Regions from separate parts of the Homo sapiens genome. Here region 2 is linked to region 1. A link is a loop called in an ENCODE intact Hi-C map of the cell type or tissue named here. Cell type or tissue: GM12878. All regions are shown on one strand. Each heading gives the region's core, and the rest is flanking DNA. Links, peaks and the distances in the headings are about the cores only.

Region 1 (6,716 bases), core at 4,063-6,562:
CTTTACCTTCAGGGTAAATTACCTTTTAGAATTGTGGCAGATGGCACATAGGACCTCTCAGAGGGACTGCACCTTGTACAAGAAGAAAAGTGAGAGGGTGTTGCAAAGGAGAGCTTCCACCTCCTTTATAGACTTTTGCAGAACAGCTTTCTTCCTTTCGACCTTGGAGAAGAGGCAGGACCAGTGGGGAGGCAGACAAGTAGGTGAAGGAAGACAAAAGGAAGAAGGGACGCACTGATCGAGAAGACAAGGAGTGCTGATGGCTTTGGGCGCCAGCTGTCTACTCCAGAGAGTCTAACTGACCTGGGACTTGCAGGATCCTGCTAGAAGAAAAATCCTTGCTTCCTTCTCCTCCTGTTTTCTTCCTCTTCCTCCATTCTCCTTCCTCTCCCTTCTATTCACCCACCCACCACTCACCCACCCACCACCTGGCACATACACCCACCCACTCATCCATCCATCCATCTACTGTCTACTATCCACCTCACCACCCACCCATCCATTTATTTACCCACCTACTCATCCATTCACCTGTCCACATCCATCTATTCACCAACCATCACATATTAATGACTTACTATATACCAGAACTACTAGTACTGAAACTTGAGTATATTTGTGGACAGAGCACCAGAAATCCAGAACATTTGTATCATCCTGAAAAGAAACCTTATACCATTAGCAGTTCCTTCCCGTGTCCCCCACTCCCCCAACCCAGTCCCTGGCAACCACTCATCTGCTTTCCTTCCCTGTCGATTTGCCTGTTCTCTGTTGTCTTTCGTGCCTGACTTCTTTCACTTAACTTAGTGTTTTCTTTTTTTTTTTTGCTGTTAATGGACAGTGCTGCCATGAACATTCATGTACGAGTTTTTGTGTGGACCTGGGTTTTCATTTCTTCGGCTATCCCGGGAATGGGATAACTGGTTCATATGGTGACTGTCTGTTTTAAGTACTGGAGTAAATGCCAAGTTGTTTTCTTTTTTTGGAGACGGAGTCTCGCTCTGTCCCCCAGGCTGGAGTGCAGTGGCGCAATCTCAGCTCACTGCAAGCTCCGCCTCCCAGGTTCTCGCCATTCTTGTGCCTCAGCCTCCAGATTAGCTGGGACCACGTGCGTGCGCCACTGACCCCCGCTAATTTTTCTATTTTTAGTACAGACGGGGTTTCACCATGTTGGGCAAGATCGTCTTGAACTCCTGATCTCAGGTGATCCGCCTGCCTAGGCCTCTCAAAGTGCTGAGATTACAGGCGTGAGCCACTGTTCCCGGCCTAGAAGTAGGTTCTTGATGTATCCTTCATGTCTCGTCTTCCCTCTCGCACCCTGCACCCTTCTCGCCCAGTGCTTACTGCTTGCTGGGTGCTGGTCTCCTGCTTAAAGAGCAGACTGAGGACCCCTGGAAAGACGCCCCCACAGCACGTGGACCCCACACCACCCAAGACGCTCCCACAGCACGTGCACTGGACTCCACCCAAGACGCCCCCCACAGCACGTGCACTCCACGACTGCACCCAAGACGCCGCCCACAGCACGTGCACTCACCTCCACCCAAGACGCCCCCCACAGCACGTGCACTGGACTCCTCCCAAGACGCCCCGCACAGCACGTGCACTCGACTCCTCCCAAGACGCCCCGCACAGCACGTGCACTCACCGACTCCACCCACTGTCTACCCAGGGCGCAGCCGCTCCAGCAGCTCTTCCCTGGCCCCTCCCCCACCTTCACTTTTTGCTCTCTTCGGAGCATTCATTGCCTTTAGTACACAGACTTGTGTCCCTATGTAAAAAAAAGCTTTGCTTTTGTTTTTTCTCTTTTTTTAAAAAAAAATTAATCTCCTTATGTTGTCCAGGCTGTTCTTGAACTCTTGGCCTTAAGTGATCCTCCCATCTGGGCCTCTCAAAGCGCTGATATTACAGGTGTGAGCCATGATGCCTGGGCCAAAAAGATTTTTTTGGAGACGGAGTCTTGCTCTGTCGCCCAGGGTGGAGTGCAATGGCGTAATCTCGGCTCTCTGCAACCTCTGCCGCCCGGGTTCAAGCAATTGTTCTGCCTCAGCCTCCCCACACAGCCTCAGCTGGGTTTACAGGTGTGTGCCATCACGCCCAGCTAATGTTTTTGTATTTTTAGTAGAGATGAGGTTTCACCTTGTTGGCCAGGCTGGTGTCTAACTCTTGGCCTCAAGTGATCCGCCTGCCTCAGCCTCCCAAAGTGCTGGGATTACAGGCGTGAGCCACCGCGCCTGGGCTGAAAAAAGCTTTTCTTGATCCTGCTTCCCACCAGCTTCACGTCAGTTCTTTGCCCTTCTTTGCGCCAAACTCCTCCAAAGATTTGTGTTTTTTTCATGGTGTGTGCATCCTCCCTCATTCTCCCTTAGATCCTTAGTCAGACCTTGCACCTCCACCCCCAGGGCAACAAAACCATCCTGGTTAAGGTTTCTGTCGGTAGCCTTCCTCCCTTGGCTAGTCCCCTCTCCTGCCCTGACCCGGTAGTGTCCTCACTTAGTCCTTGGGCCTTGCTATCCTGCCCCCTCCCCCCGGTGCTGGGTGCAGCTCAGCCTCTGGACTCTGGTGTCCTGTGCCCACGTGCGAGCTCCGTTTCCTGCTCCCTTCATGGCTTCCCATCTGCCTCCCTCCTCTTTGCCCTTCTTGCAGGTGCTTCTGCCTTCTGACTTCCTCAGTCTCCCATCTGCGCCTCTCTCTTCTGACTGGTTTCCCTGGCCACCTGTCCTTCTGGGGGCAGGTCTGCAGCATATCAGCCCAGGGAACCAGTTAGTCCTCACTGAGGCCCTGCCCCTCCTGGCTCCAGTTCCTACGGGCCTGTCTGCGCGTCTTCCTCGTGTAGCCTCCCTGGGGTCTAGCGGGGCTTAGCGCTCTCCTGGGGGCTGTGTCCAGGGGAAGGAGAAGCCAGAGCTGCCTTTCCATTCTCTGTCCGCTCGCCTTTGCCGCCGTCTTCCTTCTGGGAGGGCTTTCTCGGAGTGCAGGCTACCTTTTCTCTTTCTTGCTGCCCTACCTCCTGTGGCCACACCCTCTGGCCTGTGGGTCTTGGCTTGGCTTTGTCATCGTCCACTGTTGTGTGACTCTTGTTCCAGGGTAAGCCGCTGTGCACGTGGTTGAATGTAACAGAGGGCTGTCCCGGGCCGTGAGCTGTGTCAGAACTCTGAACCCTTCCAGGGCCACCGTGTGCTTGACTTACAGATTAGTGAGGGTGTCTTGCCTATAGTTAACTGTTTTCCCGTATAATTATTCTGTTAACCCTTTTATAGCTAATAAGTGAGCGGAAATTCTTAATTTTTTTTCATTCAGTGTAAGAAAAAAGCAGAAGGAAATATACAAAAAGTTAACTTGGTTATTTCTGAATTGTGGGATTGCCAGTGATTTTGTATGTTTTGGAATATAATAAAGTTTTTTTACAGAGAGCATGTATTAGCTTTACAGTAAGAAAAAATTAATGGAAACCCTCATTTATATGTAACAATTCATATGATTAACGCTTATCACTTAAGAAAACATATAGTAAAAACCTGAAGGGAAGATGACCCTGAAGTTAGATAATGCCCTGTCAAAACAAAGCGACCCAAAGACCCGAAGAGTTGGATCCTTTTCTTTCTTTTTTTTTTTTTTTTTTTTTCGAGACAGAGTTTCGCTCTGTCTTCCAGGCTGGGGTGCAGTTGTGTGACCTTGGCTCATTGCAACCTCTGCCTCTCGGGCTCAAGCTATTCTCCCACCACAGCCTCTCAGGTAGCTTGGACTACAGGCGTGTGCCACCATGCCCAGCTAATTTTTTGGGTATGTTTTGTAGAGATGGGGTTTTGCCGTGTTGCCCAGGCTGAGCTTGAATCCCTGAGCTCAAGCTTTCCACCAGCCTTGGCCTTCCAAAGTGCTGGGATCACAGGCATCAGCCACTGTGCCTGGGCCTGAATCCTATACTTGGAATCCTGATGAAATAAGGACCCCAACCCTGCAGTGCTGTGGTCCAGGCCTTGCCCCGACATGTGGCTGTGGAGAGGCCGTGGCCCCTTAGTCCTTGTGTTCGTGCTGCGCCCCTTCTCCCTGCACTCAGTGAAGCTCCCCCAGCACTTCCTGTCCAGCAGACATGACAGTGCAGAGACCCCAGGATTCTTCCAGGGCTCCGGCTACATACAGATGTGAAGCATTATTTACCTTTCGCTCTCATTCTGTGCTGAGTGTCAGGCACGAGATGTGTGATAGTGCCATAGAGGGCGTGCAGCAGGCGGTGTGAGCATCTGGCTCTGCTGACTGGAAAAGATAGGTGCACAAATGTAAAACCGTATCACTTTTGTTTCTTTTTTTAAAAGAATACTTCATTTTCATAAAGTGTTTTATGTTAACGCGTAGTAGGTTTATTGTTATTTGTACAGGAGGTTTTGACAAATGGTAAAACTAACTTGATGCCATTTTCATAAAGTATTTTATGTTAACATGTAGTAGGTTTATTGTTATTTGTACAGGAGGTTTTGACATAGTAACACTAACTCGGTGGCATTTTCATAAAGTAAATTTTATGTTAGCACGTAGTAGGTTTATTTTATTTGTACAGGAGGTTTTGACATGGTAACACTAACTTGGTGCCATTCTGGCAACTCGTGGACAAAATCCCTTTGGGGTACTCAGTGTGTTTAGAGTGTGACGTGGTCTTGAGAATGAAAAGTTTGGGAATTGTTGTTTTACCGTAAACCAAAGCGCCTGGCGCAGTACTGCAGTGAACTAACCAACCAACCAACCAGTTTCTGCCTCTCGTAGAGCTGACATTCTGATTGGGGATAAGTTTCACATTTTTGTGTCATATCCTTCAAAATAGTCAACTCCTTAGGTTTAATGTCTTTTTATCAACATGGAGATTTTGAATGAAATTCAGCCATGAGTGTGTGTTTGTTTTCCCATGCTATCTCAATCGTATTACAGAGCAGTGTTGTGGAAACATTTAAAAAACAATCTCTGACATGAGTAGGAATGTGGTCTTCTACCAGGAACTTTACCGATTGCAGAGAATTTATTAATATTACTACTATACCTTGTGGTTTTCTGCATGCAGGTTTAAGCCTGCATTTACACTTCTAACCACAAGGTGGTGCTTTTGTTCTAGGTCCGAAGGCTGACACCGGGCTGGATGGAGCTTGAGAACCAGTTTTATATGGGTTGCTTTTTTGCCAATTTAAGATGATTCTGCTTTGAAGTGCTTAGCAAAGAACCTTACCTTCCTTTTGCATCAGGGTTGTCTCATCTTAGAGTGACATCCTAGAGTGTGTAGGAACCTCCCAGCAGGTGTTTATTGAGCACCCCTTACTTGTGTGCTAGTCTGGGTGCCTGGTGGTGCTCAGAGCTGGCCTGGACCAAGTCCCCAGGGGTTTGTGGTCCCTCACCATTCTCGACTGCTGCTTTTATATTTGTTGTATTTCTGATAGGACCGTTGCTCACGTTGCTCTTCTGATCTGAAAAAAGAAATAGGCTTCTCATTTTTTCATGGTGTGTAAGTTCTGTACAGCCTTATTTTTATGTCTCATGTTGTTCTGAAGAGGAGATGGGTGTCCTGGGAGGCAGGGCAGCTGTGTCCAGCTGCAGTGTCCCTGGTGGCTGAGCTGAAGGCAGTGTGAAGCTCCGGCCTCGAGGATGTGCCAGGGAGTGTGTGGAGGTCATGTCTGTGTCCCTCCCTCAGACCCGCACTCCCAGCCTGTGCTTTACACCAGACAACTCCTGGCGAAACTGCGCTGCTGCCCTGCCTGGCACTGGCCCTGCCCTCAGGGAGGCTCTGGCCGGGGCTGCCAGTGTTCATCAGTGTCTTCAAAACTTGTTTCTCACATTAGAAAAATGTTAAGGCCCGTCATTTCATGGTGGTAATTGTGTGAGAGTATGTATGAATTGAAAAGATGGAAAATGACACAATTACTATGAATATAGTAAGATTAAAAAACAGCATCTGTATGTGTCAACATATTACTTAGCCTCCCGGAGCCAATACTAGCAGGACCTGAGAGTCTGTGGGTCCCTCCTAGGGCTGTACTGTTCTCTGGAGCCTGGGGGCTGAGGCCTTGATTGGGGGCAGGACAATCTGTTGTCTTGGAATAGAGCCCAGGAGGCCCAGACAAGGTGCTGACCAGCTAAAGCTGCTTTTTTCACACACTGTTTGAAATACGGTTAGTGGAGAGAGGCAGTGGGGCGATCCAGGGTGGGCAGGGAGACGTTCTAAAACACCAAGGCATTCCTCACAGGGTCTGGAGCGCAGTGAGCTTAGAAAACCAGCACCGTAACACATGCTGCCCTTTACGAGGCAGTGGTGGGGCGAGGGGGGCTGCACGTGTGACCCGCCTGCACCAGGGCCTCCTGAAGGCCAACCTCTCCATCGAGCCCTGTTCTGAGACCAAATTCCAGGTGCCGAAAGACATTAAACAGGATTGTGCTCTTCACTGGCATCTATCAAAGAGCACCAACATGATATAAATTAAAACCCACAGTAAAATCTCTCAGAATTCCGTCCCCTTTTCTGGCTCTCCCACACTCTGCAGGCTGACGGAGAATCTCACTGTTGGCCAGTGTCCCCAGATGCCCTGACTCTCGGCTCCAGCGCTCTTTCTTTGTGTTCTGTCTGGTCTAGAAGAGCAAGTCCAGGTAGCTGTGGCGCCGCCTGTGCCTTGCCTCCTGCAGTCTGCCTACGATTGCACGACTCACCTCTTGATGTGTGAGACCCGCATTTATATTTAATCATC
Region 2 (4,639 bases), core at 1,685-4,184, 350 kb after region 1:
AGTTAGGCCACCTGCCCTGATGGAAGTGGCCAGGTGCAGTTAGGCCACCTGCCCTGATGGAAGTGGCCAGGTGTCCTGTCCCTGTCCTAGTGGTGGTGAGGCCCCTGCCGCCCCCGCCCTGCCCAGTGCTTCCTTGCTGGCAGCCAGCATGGAGCTGGGCTCAGTCTTTCCACGAGCACTGTTTGCTGCTGGCTGTCAGAGGCACTGATGTCTCCTGGGGCAAGAAAGCATGCTGGATCCTGCATCCATCCGCGGGGTGGAATAAGATGTAAGATGCAGATGGTGGCCGGGCGCGCTGGCTCACACCTGTAATCTAGCACTTTGGGAGGCTGAGGTGGGCGGATTCCCTGAGCTCAGGAGTTCGAGACCAGCCTGGGCAACATGGTGAAACCCTGTCTCTACTAAATACAAAAAATTAGCCGTGAGTGGTGGCGGGCGCCTGTAGTCCCAGCTACTCGGTAGGCTGAGGCAGGAGAATTGCTTGAACCCGGGAGGCAGAGGTTGCAGTGAGCCGTGATCACACCACTGCACTCCAGCCTGGGCGACACAGCGAGACTCTGTCTCCCAAAAAAAAAAAAAAAAAAAAATGCAGATGGCAGGTATCCATGGTGTCACACCAGGGCTGCTTCATATTGTCAGCAGTTCCGGGTTGTCTGAGCCCAGAGACCTCAAAGCAGGGCCACAGAGCGCCTTGAGGCCACTTCCAAGTCCTGTAGTTCCCCACAGCACCCAGCTGAGCATGGCTGAGCCCTCCTCCCTGGAACAGCTGGGTTGTGCCTACCAGCTGAGGCCAGGACACAGGGGTGCCAGTCGTCCATGTGACTTCCTTAAAGAACCCTTTTAAACCAGGACTTTGCCTGGATTAATCACCAGCCACACTTCACTCTAAGTTGGTGTGGATATGTGCCAGATAGAGCAAGGACAGAGACAGGGGCCAGGGGAGGTGCAGGCTGACTTAAGACACCATGCAGAGAGGCCCGGCACGCAGATTCAGAGACCTAGGGGATACCTCCAGAGAGGAACTTGGTGGTGCTGGCCGAGTGAGGGCAGATGCAGACAGTCTCTGGTGACGTTAGGGCTGACAGTGGCAGATAGGCCCGGAAGGAACAGGCCAGGTGGAACCAGTGGGGCTGCGGGGGGCGGGCAGGTGCCCTAGCGTAGGCTGCTCAGCATGTTGCTCTGCCTGGGTGGTCACGGGGGAGCCTGCCAGCCTGACAGCGCCCTCAGCCCAGCAGACAGCCTGGCCTTTCCCTGCTCCAGGTGTTTCCTGGGCGAGAAGGAGCCACACCTGAATGCAAGGGTGAGGGCAGAGCTATATGGTCTGGAGCCCACCCCACCTTCACACAGACCCTGTGCCTCTGCATGTTCCCCATGGTCCTCACTGCCTGTCTTTTTGGAACTGCAATGCTGGTCCCCAAGATTCACGGCTTCATCAGAGCGGGCCACCCTGCTGACCAAGTGGCTCAGAGCCCAGGCCCCTCTCGGGCACTGGAGTGGACTGGGAGGCTTGAGGCAGTGAACAGCCTCCGCCCTCACAGGGCTCCTGTGCCTGGTGCAAGCCCCTGGGGCTGCCTTCTGTTTTACACCACTCAGCACTGTTGGCAGTAGAGCCCTTTTGTCTTGGTCCCAGCTGGGGTTGGTGGGTCTTCTGTGGGTCAGTTGTAGGGCACCCCTGGGAGCAGGGGCAGCACAGTTTAAATGCATCAGGGATACAGGTCAGGGCCTGGGGCTTCAACTGAGGCTGGGGGTCTGCAGACGGCCCCTACAGGTAGCCCTGCCTGCCCCCACCCCACCCAAGCTCCCAGGTGAGACACAGACACCACACTTCCGCTTTCATTCGTGCAAAGTGCTGCCCCTGGACATTGCTCCCACTGCAGCCTGGACTTCTACAAAGGGGCAGGATTTATTGTTCACCTGCCTGGGGTGGGCCGGCTGCAGGGACTGGGCTTTCCCACATCTGGCTGCTCTGTCTTTGCAGGTCAGAGTGGTGCTCAGCGGCTCAGGGCCCCGGAGCTGGTGGCCGCCGGCCTGGGCCTCTGCAGGCCGTGGTTGTAGCCTGTGTTGTTAGTGCAGTTGGGGTCTGGCCAAGGACTCGTGTCTTCTTTAGAAATGTTTTTCCTTTTTGCCCTTGCCTGTGTCTGATCCTGACTCACTGTGGGACCCTGAGCAAGTAACATCCTCTCTCTAGGCTCAGTATCTTCATCTGTGAAATGGGGACAAGAGTAGCACCTGATTCTTGAGGTGGTTGTAAGGACTGGATGAAGTGGGCACTGCGCCCAGAGCACCACGTGGCAGTTGCAGGACACAGATGCCATGGCCCTCATTGTTGGTGTAGTCACTGCTGCCGCCAAGGCCATCCAGCAGCCTTGGAGGCTCCAGGGCGGGCCTCTGGCCTCAGATGAGGTTTCTCCCTGGCGATGGTGGGGCTTAGTTTTGGGATAATAAGACCTTATCCAAAGGTGGTCTTACTCAGCAGAAGGCCCAGAATGCAAAGGGCTTCCTGTGCACTCTGGGCTATGGAGCCCCATGTGTGATGTGTGAATAGAGGAGGTGCTTGGGCCCATGACATTGGAGTAGGGGTCAAGGCCTTCGGTAGCCCATGCAGTGAGGGCCGAGCCTGGACCACTGGCCATCCCTGGTGCTGGAGGGCTCCGAGGACCATGTTCTGGCTCTGCTCCCAGTAGAGGGAGGGGCTCTCCATGGAGTCAAGAGAGAGGAGGGCATTGGTGGCCACGGGAGGTGGCATTTCCAGCTTCAGACCTGACTTCTGGGCTCCTGGTCACTGAGCCAGGGGGCAGCTGCGGGGCTGCGGCTGACCACCTCGGGGACTGGCAGAGGCTCTGCGTTTGCTCCTGAAAGGGCCAGGTGCTCCCTTGGCTGCTGTCTGCTCTGCCACAGCAACTGCCCTCTGGGTTCCCTGGCAAACAGCCTTTTCACCTGGCTGGTGGCCTGCCTCCTGGAGGCAGCGATGGGGAAGTGCCTCTGGAGAAGGGGCCGCGTGTCCCGCCCTTCCTGTAGCAGCTGTGCTGGTGCTGCAGCAGGGGCCAGCTCCCAGGGAGGCTACAGGGCCTCCCTGGCTCCTGCCTCTCCATCCGTCCTGCCCTTTGTAACATGCCCTTCCCTCCCGCGGTGGCCTTCCTGGCCAGCCGCCCACCCACCTGCTTGGCCTGTCTGGTGCATTCCCACTGTCCTGTACCCCTCGGCCTCCTTGAGCCCCCCAGGGTCCTCCTGACAGGCTGGTGCTTTCACCTTGCGGGTCCTGTGGGACACCGTGGGGGGGGGGGGCGGCGGGGCTGAATTCGGTTCCCTTGGGCGTTCCCCACCTGATCCGCGTCCCCCGAGGGGTGTGGGGGCTCCCGCGGCCACGCCTCCCACCTCCCTGCGCCATTACTCCATTGCTGTGTGTGCATTGTGGCCTCCCTGGAGAGCGGCGGGCGGGCGGCAGACGGGGCCGCGCTCACCGCCAGTCTCCCCGCAGCAGGCAGCAGAACTCGGCCAAGGCGCGCTCGGTGTGGGAGCAGCGGGCCAGCCAGCTACGGCTGCAGAACCTGCGGGCCAGCTGCGAGGCGCTGTACAGCGAGATGGACCCCGAGGAGCGGCTGCGCTTCGCCACTACGCGCCACCTGCGGCCCGACATGAAGACGCACCTGGACCGGCCGCTGGTGGTGGAGCTGGGCCGCGACGGCGCGCGGGGGCCCGTGGGAGGCAAAGCCCGACCTGAGGCTGCGGAGGCCCCCGAGGGCGTCGACCCTCCGCGCAGGCACCACCGGCACCGCGACAAGGACAAGACCCCCGCGGCGGGGGACCAGGACCGAGCAGAGGCCCCGAAGGCGGAGAGCGGGGAGCCCGGTGCCCGGGAGGAGCGGCCGCGGCCGCACCGCAGCCACAGCAAGGAGGCCGCGGGGCCCCCGGAGGCGCGGAGCGAGCGCGGCCGAGGCCCAGGCCCCGAGGGCGGCCGGCGGCACCACCGGCGCGGCTCCCCGGAGGAGGCGGCCGAGCGGGAGCCCCGACGCCACCGCGCGCACCGGCACCAGGATCCGAGCAAGGAGTGCGCCGGCGCCAAGGGCGAGCGGCGCGCGCGGCACCGCGGCGGCCCCCGAGCGGGGCCCCGGGAGGCGGAGAGCGGGGAGGAGCCGGCGCGGCGGCACCGGGCCCGGCACAAGGCGCAGCCTGCTCACGAGGCTGTGGAGAAGGAGACCACGGAGAAGGAGGCCACGGAGAAGGAGGCTGAGATAGTGGAAGCCGACAAGGAAAAGGAGCTCCGGAACCACCAGCCCCGGTGAGTCCGCGGCTGGGCGGGGTCAGGGAGGGAAGGGTTGGCCGGGGCGGCGCGGGCCCCAGCGGTGGCTGCGGCCATGGGGTCCACGGCGGAGGCTGCAGCCCCGGCCACGCTGCCATGTCCAGAGCCGTCGGGGCTGGGGTCTCTGCATGCCGTTCACGTGGGGTGGTGACAATCCTGCCTTGCAGGGTTGACCTGTAAAAGGCTTGGCAGGGCGTGTATGCTCCGTAAAAGGCTTGGCAGAGTGTTTGTGCTCCGTGAATGCCAGCCGTTATTTAAGAAGGGAGGGCTTAAGGGGGAATTGTTGCGACTGGCTTGGAAAGAACAAAGTGGCCCTGGGAGAAGAGAAAGTTGGGGATT

The links. Hi-C counts contacts between places; a loop is a spot of excess contacts. Peaks named below come from ENCODE experiments on the same cell type or tissue, not always from the same donor. Only the 100,000 strongest peaks of a DNase experiment are listed, where the experiment ranks them.
Region 2: a loop joins it to region 1, with 4 times the contacts of the local background. A loop is called at or near these places in 6 of 110 quality-filtered maps.

What each region holds. Positions count from the first base shown.
Region 1 is chr9:137,667,920-137,674,635 of GRCh38, forward strand. All of the region lies in intron 1 of EHMT1 (euchromatic histone lysine methyltransferase 1), which reads left to right. Among named protein-coding and RNA genes, the nearest start is that of EHMT1, 52 kb to the left of the region's middle. RefSeq lists an enhancer at 5,518-5,627. In GM12878, for the core only: a CTCF peak has its summit at 5,080 (motif pointing right); a DNase peak (open chromatin) is centred at 5,232; H3K27ac peaks cover 1,021 bases.
Region 2 is chr9:138,019,533-138,024,171 of GRCh38, forward strand. It overlaps CACNA1B (calcium voltage-gated channel subunit alpha1 B), which reads left to right. Exons shown (of 47, transcript NM_000718.4): 19 at 3,479-4,279. Among named protein-coding and RNA genes, the nearest start is that of CACNA1B-AS1, 75 kb to the left of the region's middle. In GM12878, for the core only: a CTCF peak has its summit at 2,977 (motif pointing left); no DNase peak of the experiment used is centred there; H3K27me3 peaks cover 510 bases.